Linked DNA regions of Homo sapiens: region 1 is linked to region 2. Evidence: read pairs that join two places in POLR2A ChIA-PET (ENCODE). Cell type or tissue: K562. All regions are shown on one strand. Each heading gives the region's core, and the rest is flanking DNA. Links, peaks and the distances in the headings are about the cores only. Region 1 holds the start of LOC124906022 (a long non-coding RNA gene). Region 2 overlaps PCBP1-AS1 (PCBP1 antisense RNA 1).

Evidence for each region. Peaks named below come from ENCODE experiments on the same cell type or tissue, not always from the same donor. Only the 100,000 strongest peaks of a DNase experiment are listed, where the experiment ranks them.
Region 1: POLR2A ChIA-PET joins it to region 2 with 6 read pairs; 12 of 35 experiments call an interaction of 5 or more read pairs at or near these places.

Annotation. Positions count from the first base shown.
Region 1 is chr2:70,090,045-70,095,421 of GRCh38, forward strand. It overlaps LOC124906022 (a long non-coding RNA gene), which reads right to left and starts at 5,276. Exons shown (of 2, transcript XR_007086868.1): 1 at 4,342-5,276; 2 at 3,849-4,203. RefSeq lists an enhancer at 5,169-5,377. In K562, for the core only: no CTCF peak of the experiment used is centred there; no DNase peak of the experiment used is centred there; H3K4me3 peaks cover 373 bases.
Region 2 is chr2:70,036,501-70,041,877 of GRCh38, forward strand. The region is part of intron 6 of PCBP1-AS1 (PCBP1 antisense RNA 1); the gene reads right to left. It also overlaps a transcript of ASPRV1 not described here. Among named protein-coding and RNA genes, the nearest start is that of PCBP1-AS1, 48 kb to the right of the region's middle. In K562, for the core only: no CTCF peak of the experiment used is centred there; no DNase peak of the experiment used is centred there.

The DNA.
Region 1 (5,377 bases), core at 109-5,108, 53 kb after region 2:
GGAGTCTTAGATTTGAATGCCACTGATTGTCTTCAGTGGAGGAGGAAGATCCCGCTGTGAAGGCCGTAGCACCCTCACGCCCACGTCAGCCAATAGGACTATCCCTGACCTGATGAGAGAAGGAAAACTGCTAGGCAAAGGCAACATTAGAAACAATAGTATGAGAAAATAGAGCCTGAGATGAGGGAAAGAAGAAACAATAGTATCAGACAATAGACCAGTAGGTGCCAAAGTGGGTAGTTCAAACCCCAGGCACTATGGGAGATCACTCATGGCAAAGAGAAGTTCCTGTGGGAGGGGAGTATTATCCACAGTAAATATTCGTTGAGGCTTATTATGTGGTCACGCAGGGTTAGGCAAGCAGTCACTGAAAGGAGCCCAAATTCTGGAGTTAGACTTGCTTTCAAATTTGAGTTCTGCCTCCTATTCATGGCTTTGGACAAATTAATCTCTATAAATGAAGATGTTAAAATTAACACCTTCTGGGCTTGTGAAAATAAAATGAAAGCATGTATATAAAACAGAACAGTGCTTAGAACACAGTAAATTTCAGTGTACTCGATTATAAAAAGCCAAAAGGCCCATTTCTGGGGGCTGAGGGTTGGCCACAAAATCTGGGCAGAGAAGACAGATGATTAAAAGGTAGGAAACAAAGCAATGTGTATTAAATGAGTTGGACTGAGAGGCCAAGACAGGTGGGGAGGGAGGGGGACCTAGTGAAGACCCAGAAGTGGGTACCATGCCTTCTGGGAACAATAAGCACAAATCCAAATCAAGGCAAGAGGGGATATAAGCTTGAACCCTCAAACACCAAGCCAAATAGTCTTTGAAGAATCCCTGAAATGCTGGGTGAAGCAGTTTGAATGCCCTATGAAAAGCAGGTCTTAATACCAAAAATTAGGCCAGGTGCAGTGGCTCATGCCTGTAATACCAACACTGGGAGGCCGAGGTGGGCAGATCACTTGAGCTCAGGAGTTTGAGACCAACCTGGGCAACATGGTGAAACCTCGTCTCTACAAAAAAAAAAAAAAAAGAAAAAAAAATTAGACAAGTGTGGTGGTGTGCACCTGTAGTTCCAGCTACTTGGGAGGCTAAAGTGGGAGGATTGCCCTGCACCTGGGAGGTCGAGGCTGCAGTGGCCTGTGATCATACCAATGCACTCAGCCTGAGCGACAGAGCAAGACCCTGTCTCAAAAAAGAAAAAAGAAAGAAAAGTAGGCCTCAGACTTTCCTGAACCTCCTCCCCACTGCATCTTATACTGGGCAAAGCTGGCAATAATTTGTAAAATAATGATTTAGGCAGCAAGGCATAGGACGAATTGCTACTTGGAAAGATGAAAAGCAAGAATAGCAGTTGGCAAACTACCTCAAGGAAGAAGCAGGTTCTAATATAGGCTGGCAAGTGGTATCAATAGGAATGCAAGGAAAGGAACTAGGCAATGGCAGAGATATTGAAACTGGGTGTGGAGGCCAGAGGAAGATGTAAAAAGGGGGAGCAATGAATTCAGGCACGGTGATAGAAGTATATGCAGACAGAAATAGTCAACAAGTAGCTAGAAATAAGACTGAGGTGAAGTCAAAGCTGCATAGGAACAGAGGTAAATGAGGGGAAGGGACTAGAGATGGAGTTTTGGGGTATTTCGTTGGGTTGAAGGACCTAGTTTTCTTATTCACTGGGTACCCTAGTACCTGTCACCATACCTGACACATAGCAGGGACTCAGTAAATATTTGTAAAGTGTATATGGAAGAGGCAGCCAGTGAGGACAGAAGGAATAGTTGAAGCAGCAGGAGAGAAATCAGGAGAGTGCCCTTGAGAGAAGTCAAGGAGGAACAGTCCAGGGCTGACGGAGTGACAATAATGCTGTAAGGAGGTTATTTAACAGATTTGATTGAGCAGCTACTGTGGGCAAAGTACTCTGAACTACATCGTGCTGTTGTGGTGCGCTTGGAAGATGTCTAGTAGCTGATTATAGTTAAGAGTATGATCTGTGGTAAAGGGAGGAAGAGGAGGTGAAGGAAGCCGTAAAATTACTTAAGGCTAAATTATCACCAGCATTGAATGCCGTAACAAAGGCTTTGAGCGTCATACTGAAAATCGGTGGTCTCCAAACATTTTCTTAAAGTATAGGCCTTCCATAGCAAGTCTTTAGCATATGTCTTTATAACTTGTTTATTTATAAATTATATATGTATGCTAATCCTTATGCTTGTTTATAAGCTATATATAAGCAGAATCCTAAATATTATATACATTATAAACACAAAAGTTAAATATTACCAGTTTAAAAACAAATGAAATCTGAATCAAAGACAATTTTTTTAATTGAAATCTAAACTATTTATTTACTTATTTATTTTTGAGACAAAGTCTCTATTGCCCAGACTGGAGTGCAATGGCATAGTCTTGGCTCACTGCAACCTCTGCCTCCTGGCTTCGAACAATTCTCCTGCCTCAGCCTCCCAAGTAGCTGAGATTACAGGTGCCCACCATTACACCCAGCTAATTTTTGTATTTTTAGTAGAGACACGGTTTCACCATGTTGGCCAGGCTGGTCTTGAACTCCCAACCTCAGGTGATCAACCCACCTTGGCCTCCCAAAGTGCTGGGATTAGAGGTGTGAGCCACCACACCCGGCCTAAATTATTTAATTTATTTTGAGACAAGGTCTAACTCTGTCATCCATGTTGGAGTGCAGTGGCACAGTCACGGCTCACTGCAACCTCAACCTCCCCGACTCAGCTGATCCTCCCACCTCAGCCTCCTGGGTAGCTGGGACTACAGGCATGTGCCAACACGCCCGGCTAATTTTTGTATTTTTTTGTAGAAACAGGGCCTCACTATTTGCCCAGGCTGGTCTCAAACTCCTGGGCTCAAGCAATCCGCCCTTCTTAGCCTCCCAAAGTGCTGGAATTACACATGTGAGCCACCGCCCCTGGCCAAAATCTAAATCTTAATAGTTTTTGTTGTTGTTGTTGTTGTTGTTGTTGTTGTTGTTGTTGTTGTTGTTGAGACTGAGTCTCGCTCTGTCTCCCAGCCTGTAGTGCAGTGGCATGATAGCTCACTGCAACCTCTGCCTCCTGGGTTCAAGCGATTCTCCTGCCTCAGCCTCTTGAGTAGCTGTGATTACAGGTGCGCACCACCACGCCTGGCTAATTTTTTGTATTTTTAGTAGAGATGGGGTTTCACCACGTTGGCCAGGCTGGTCTCAAACTTCTGACCTCAGGTGATCCACCTGTCTCGGCCTCCCAAAGTGCTGGGATTACAGACGTGAACCACCACGCCCAGCCAATCTTAATAGTTTTTTTATCCTTTCTCCCCAGTCCTTTCAGACACCAAAGGAATTCTGGGGAAGACAATTTCACTGGAATGAGTATGTTTGGGGAGCAGAATTTCAGAAGAGTGATGCGGGGAAACCAGTTTGCAGGAGGAGAGGAGGGCATAGTGGGTGAGGAAATGGAGGCAAGGGTGTCCACTGCTCAAATACTTGATGGTGCAAAGGAGGAAAAGAAATAAGTCAAAAAGTTGGCCGGGCGCTGTGGCTCACGCCTGTAATCCCAGCACTTTGGAAGGCGGAGGCAGGCGGATCATGAGGTCAGGAGATCGTAGACCATCCTGGCTAACACGGTGAGACCCCGTCTCTACTAAAAATACAAAAAATTAGCTGGGCGCTGTGGCGGGCCCCTGTAGTCCCAGCTACTTGGGAGGCTGAGGCAGGAGAAGGGCGTGAACCCGGGAGGCGGAGCTTGCAGTGAGCCGAGATAGCGCCACTGCAGTCCGGCCTGGGCAAAAGAGCGAGACTCCGTCTCAAAAAAAAAAAAAAAAAATTAAGTCAAAAAGTTGAGCAGTTGAGCGGGAAAATATTGTTTTGTTTTATTGTTTTTGAAAGGAACCTCACTAACAGGAGATAATAAGGAACCAATAGTAAGCTGAACGTTAAAGATACAGGTAAGAGAAGACTATGGCTCTAGCCATAGTCTGTTGGACTGCTGGAATTTAACTCTGTCCCCTCTTCCATAGGGACTTGCATCTCAGAATTCCTCTCCTTTGTCCTTTCTCTTTGGGGCAGCTTGAGCATGTCCTGTCCTCTTCTGGATGGAGGACTGGAAATTGATGAGGCCCCTATGCAGTTGCTGATTCTTGTCACTGCCCTGTTCCTGCCTCCAGCTGTTAGGCCATAGCCACTGCCATAGTTGGGAAGAGCTGGAACAGGTTGACAAACACCTGTTGTGTCATAGCCATAGTATTTGTATCATGTGTTTAGAAGGCTGGTCTCCCCCGGTCCCCAATCCCCTCCCTTGCCCCACTCAAATATAGACACACACACATGCACACACGTACATGACCACCACGAGCTCTCCTCCAGCCAGTAGTTTGGACAGTGAATCACCACTCTTGGGTTCACCCCTAGAGCAGCTACTTACTCCCTGTGACCTGAAAAGTAAGCAGTATTTACCAAGAGCTTCAGGTTTGTGAGTTGAACCCACCTCACCCCTTGCTACTCTTGGCTACCCCAAGTGGTGAACCACATACTGTCCAGCATCCCTGGGCCTGCCACCTCCTGCCAGTGAGACAGCGCCCAGTCAGACATACAAATAGGCAGTCACAGCAAGAGAAGCCTTCCACTACCAAGTCCTCTGCTCACCTCACCTAGCCTGGCCACCTGAGGGGCCTTCCTAAAATTCAGATCTAAACACATGTGTCCCCCGATCAAAGGCCTTCAAGTCCCACCTCACCCCCATGGTCTATGAAAGAAAACCCAAACTGTTCAGCACAGTTTTCCAGGCCCTTGAACATCTGTTCCCCACCAGCCTCACCAGTGCAAGGCCTAACAAGTCTCCTGCCACTACCTTCAGCCTTCCATACAAAATAACTGGCAGTCCCCCCAAAGTCATTCTGTGTGGGCATCCTTGCCTGTGGGACATCATTGTTTCTTCACTCTTCTGATCCTGGCTGTGCTCTTCTTCCTTACCTCCCTGGGGTTCTGGGGTTCCTGTTCTTTGAGCATCAACATTCTGCAAGGAAAATCACACTGTGCTGAGAATTGGGAGACCTGAGTTCTAGTCCTGGCTCTGGCATCAGCTCACTGGGAGAGCTTGGACAAATTCCTCCCTCTTTCTGGGTCTTAGTCCTCCATCTGAGAAGACGGGATAAGTTCAGACCCATGATTCTCTGGCTGCCTTGGAAAATAAGGCTTCCTTTGTGGGCACCCATCCCAGCTTCTGCCTCCTGCCACAGGGCTGACTTCTGACACACAGGCCTTCTGTAAATACTCTAACAGAGAAAAGCGGAAGTTGACAAAAAACTGGCAGCAACAAGCCCCAGCTTGGCATTTTGGGTAACTATTCATAGGCACTTGATTGAGGAGGAAGTAGAA
Region 2 (5,377 bases), core at 295-5,294:
TCTCTCAGGCAGGAAGAGGAGAACAGAGTAACAAGTCACTGATAATGCCAAGGTGTTTGTCTACACCAAAATTGGAAGTGTACACATAAACAAAAAACAAAAAAAAGTAATAATCTAAAACACACAGGATTCTGTTACTTAAGTCACTATAGTGTCACTTTCTAAAGTAATTTTTATTTTTTTCCAAGACAGGGACTCACTCTGTCACCCAGGCTGGAGTGCAGTGGCACGATCATGGCTCACTGCAGCCTCGAACTCCTAGGCTCAAGGGATCCTCCCACCTCAGCCTCCCAAAGCGCTGGGATTACAGGTATGAGCCACTGCGCCTGGCCTAAAGTAATTTTTAAATGCTGTTGTGGCTGTTGTTTATGATTACTGCCCACTCCTACCTCTCCCCAGTCTCTACTCTTCAGGTTCTAATTGAGACCACACACTCCTCTCCAGTCTCTCTCAAGGAGACTTCTGGCAGGAAGGGAAGAACCAAAATACCACCTCCCCTCCAAGCCTGTCAAAGGTGCCAAATCTAGGGAGTCTCCACTCCCACCTATTGCTTCTACTTTAGAAGTAATTTTTTTCTCTAAATGGAAATCTCCAGCCTATGGAACATTTCCTCTTGGATGTACCTCTAGCTCTTCAAATTCAACTCCAGGAAACAAATCCATCTTCCCCTTCTAGAGGAGTGGCTCCCCTTTCCAGTTAGCCCCATTTCCATCATGATAGGTAACCTTCCAATTTTGGTGTAGATAAACACCTTGGCATAATCAGTGACTTGTTAGTCTGTTCTCAAACTCCTGAGCTCAAGCAATCTGCCTGCCTCAACTTCCTAAAGTGCTGGGATTACAGGCATGAGTCTTGCTCTGTCACTCAGGCTGGGGCACAGTGGCGTGATCTCAGCTGACTGCAACCTCCGCCTCCTGCATTCAGGCCGTTCTCGTGCCTCAGCCTCCTGAGCTACTGCTGGGACTACAGGTGTGCACCACCACTCCTGGCTAATTCATTTTTGTAAAAACCTCCCAAAGTGTTGGGATTACAGGCATGAGGCACTGCGCCTGGCTGAAATAGCCTTTTTCTATATGCTTTGTTAGTCACATTTGAATTTATTCTTCTATGACTTTGGCCCATTTTTTTGTGGTATTTTTTTTCCTATTAACGTGTAAAAGCTCTGTGTACATTAGAGATATGTTGAAAACTGTTTTTAACCAGTTTGTCATGTACTTTTGCTTATGCTGTTACTTTTTTTTAGCTAATTCATCACACATTTTCCTTTATAGTTTCTGCCTTTAGTGCCATACTTCAAAAAAAAAATTATCTTCTAGTACATTTATTACTTTAGTTTTTATGTAAAAACTTGTAATCCATTTAGAATTAATTTTGTTATATGGTGACAGAAATTTTTTTTCTTGTCAGCCAGCTGTCCTGTATCATTTGTCCTAACACTATCCTTTCCTGCTGAAACCTAGGTCTGTTTCTGGATTTTCTAATCTATTGTGAGCTCTCCTCCTTGACAAGAATTCTTCTGCCCAGTTGGACTAGTTTTTCATTTGTCCACAACAGGTTTTGTGAAGGTTGCTGCTTTTATTGTTGCTTTTACCTAGAATATCCTCCTATTTTTCCTCCATAGATCCTTCAATGTAAAACCATTATGCAGATAAGCAGTAAGTGCTACTCAAAACAAGAAATACCTTCAAAAGATGGAAGATAATGGAAAAGTAAACATCAGAGGGTCTACATATTATTCTTTGTGTAGCTAAAGAAATGCATGAAGGCTGGGCAGAGTGGCTCATGCTTGTATTCCCAACACTTTGGGAGGCCAAGAAAGTTGAATTGCTTGAGGCCAGTGGCCTGGGCAACCAGGCTGGGCAACATACCAAGTTCAAGACCAGCCTGGGCAACATACCAAGACCCTGTCACTAAAAGACAAAAAAAATAGTAGCCAGGTGTGGTGGTGATCACCTGTAAGTGCTAGCTACTCAGGAGGCTAAGGTGGGAGGATTGCCTGAGGCCAAGAGTTTGAGGTTACAATGAGCTATGACCACATCATAGCACTTCACTCCAGCCTTGGCAACAGAACAAAACCATGTCTCAAGGGGGAAAAAAAAGCGTATGAAGCTCTTTATTCCCCCTTGGTAGGCTCTGGACACACAGAAGTGAACCCAGAAGTGATTTTAGGAGGAAGAGTTTGAGAGAGTTAAATTGCTTGCAAAATAGAATGACAGAAGTATTTGGAGTTCTAGTGGTAATATGCTAAGGAGAGTTTGCAGAGGAGAGAAAGATAAGATTATAAAAGACCAAGGCCAGCTGGGTGGGGTGGCTTACGCCTGTAATCCCAGCACTTTGGGAAGCCGAGGTGGGCGGATCACCTGAGGTTGGGAGTTCGAGACCAGCCTGACCAACATGGAGAAACCCTGTCTCTACTAAAAATACAAAAATTAGCCAGGCATAGTGGCACATGCCTGTAATCCCAGCTACTTGGGAGGCTGAGGTAGGAGAATCACTTGAACGTGGGAGGCAAAGGTTGCAGTAAGCCGAGATCATGCCATGGCACTCCAGCCGGGGCAACGAAAGCAAAACTCCATCTCAAAAAAAAAAAAAAAACAAAGCCAACATATGTGGGTGATATGAATAATGACAAATCCCTAGTGGAGGGGTGGGCAAAAGTACTCTGAGGAACAGGAATAACCAGTATTAGAATTCAAGTTGCTTACTTTGTTGCAATGTTGAATTCTCTCCATTATCCCAAACCTTTGATAAAGTCTGCAACGCATATAAAGGCTTTAGCTGGGAGTTCTACATCTGTATCATTGTGGATGGAAACAGGGTCAGTGTACTTGATCTAGTAAACCATCCATAATCTAAACAAATTCAATGGAAGCAAGAGCTCAAAATCAGAGCTCCTGGGAATTTGAAGAAATCTGAAGAAGGAATCAGAACAACTTGCTGTAAGTTGAAGAATGACATTTTCAGCCAAAACTTTAAGGAGAAGGATGACTCCAGCTAGCTGATGGGTTATACTAGGATGCTCAATCCTTAGACGTTTAAACCAGATTACATGAGGTTCCACAGTGATTTACACAAACAGCCAGCAGGGGAGGTGCCAATTACTCTGCTTGCACAAGAAACAAACTGAGGATCATATGCCCCACCTCTTCTCCATTCTGCATGCTCCTAAAAAGGTCTTCTGGCCCCTACTGCACCTAAGGGTGGCCTTAGTCAACTCTCAAGTTTTCTTCCAAGGTTCTAGCCCTCAGATGCTTCCTCTCCACGACTTCCATTTTACTTAGAGTCTGAATCTCAGCTTAACCTTTAATTGTTCTTGAATAAGAAAAGAAAGAACCACATCCTAAACATCTTACATTACAACCGGAGACTATTAAATTCCCAGTGGGGGAATAGAAAACAGTAATGCAAAAGCATGTTAACAAATGACGCCAGACAGTGATGCTCCTAAATCAAGGAAATGAGGAGGAGGAGGAGGTTTGGAAAGGGAAAGAGAATGGTGTGATGAACAATATAATTTGGCTTGAGACATGTTGAGTTTAAGGTGCTTAAGAGCTATCCAGGTTACAATGCCAATAGTGTTTGGCTATTATGAGTAAGAAACTCAGAAGAGAGAAAAATCTAGGTGGAGGATGATGGTATTAAAGTACTTGATGTATCAGTGGTAGCTGAACCAATAAATATAGATGGCATCATCTAGAGACAGTATATAGAGGGAGTAGAGACAGTTGGGCATAGTGGCACCCACCTATGTAATCTCAACTACTCAGGGAGGCTGAGACAGGAAGATTGCTTGAGCTCAGAAGTTTGAAGCTGCAGTGAACTGTGATCACACCACCGCACTCTAGCCTGAGTGACAGAGCAAGACTTTGTCTCTTTATTTATTTTTTAAATTTTTATTCATTTATTTTGAGATGGAGTCTTGCTCTGTCACCCAGGCCGGAGTGCAATGGCCTGATCTCAGCTCACTGCAACCTGAGACTTTCCCTAACAGCCTTCCTAAAGCTGTTAACAAGTTTTCCACAGTTATAAGCCAATTAATACTTAGCAAATACCGGCTGGGCACGGTGGCTCACGCCTGTAATCCCAGCACTTTGGGAGGCCGAGGCAGGTGGATCATGAGGTCAAAAGTTCAAGACCAGCCTGGCCAAGATGGTGAAACTTCGTCTTTACTAAAAGTACAAAAATTAGCCGGGCGCAGTGGCAGGCCCCTGTAATCTGACCTACTCGGGAGGCTGAGGCAGGAGAATCACTTGAACCCGGGAGGCAGAGGTTTCAGTGAGCCGAGATCACACCACTGTATTCCAGCCTGGGTGACAGAGTGAGACTCCGACTCAAAACTAAACTAAACTAAACTAAACTAACGTGGCAAATACTTGTAGACTGACCAAATAAACTACAAGCTCTATTTAAGATCTCTGAATGCCCATTTCAAGCCCTCTTCCCACTTCCTATAAGCGAGCTGACTCCCTGGTCTTCAGTTAAAACCATAGTCTTTCAGAAGAAATGGCAAAAATGGACAAATGCCATAGGCTAAGGCCCCAAGGGTGGGGCTTGTCTACGGAGAATGCTGCTTACTGGATGCTCAAAGAACATACCTAAGGACATGGTCCATCCATATTTAAGGTCATGGTCAAAGCTGAGCCTTTCCATCTAGTTTATGATTAGCTAAGCCAACTGAGATCAGCCAACTAATGATCTCACTCACGACAATAAAGACACATACATGAGGGTCTCAAGAGGACCTAGTAATTTCTTCATCAGAAGTCTTAGAGATTTCTTTCAGGTGGTCTTTCCCCAGCTGTGCTGGTTGGGAATGGCATGCAGGGGAAGTAACTGGCTTGCTCTTTGGTTACTAGCTAAGCCAACTTCCATTCCTGGTACGTGGTCACCCACCCAGTCGGATTTAAATGGCGACCCACCTGTAACACCGCCCTGCCCACAGAGCATGAGCTTATCTCCATTCAAGGATTGAAAAAAAAATTATAGTCTGGACTGCCCACAAGATATAGAAGAGAAATTTAATAGGGAAAGGAGAAAATTTATGTCATACTCATTCCATAAAAATGAGCTACATCCCATCTGGCACTGATCCCCATGTGTAACATCAAAATCCTGAACTAGCAGTTAAACTTGAGACTGATGCTGAGATGAATATAGTCCCAGAGTAGAAGGAAGGGTGCTCAGGAGCACTCTAGAGAAATTCTGAGAGGTCCAATCTAGGGAAGAGAGCCTCAGAGAAGCCCTCCTATCTTGTATCCAGAAGCCAGTGACGACCATGGCCGTGATGGCACCATTGCATTTACCACTTCCTGTTTCCATTGGGAAGAAGAGGATTCAAAGTGGAAGAAAGAATGCAGAATTCTTCCTTCCTCCCTAT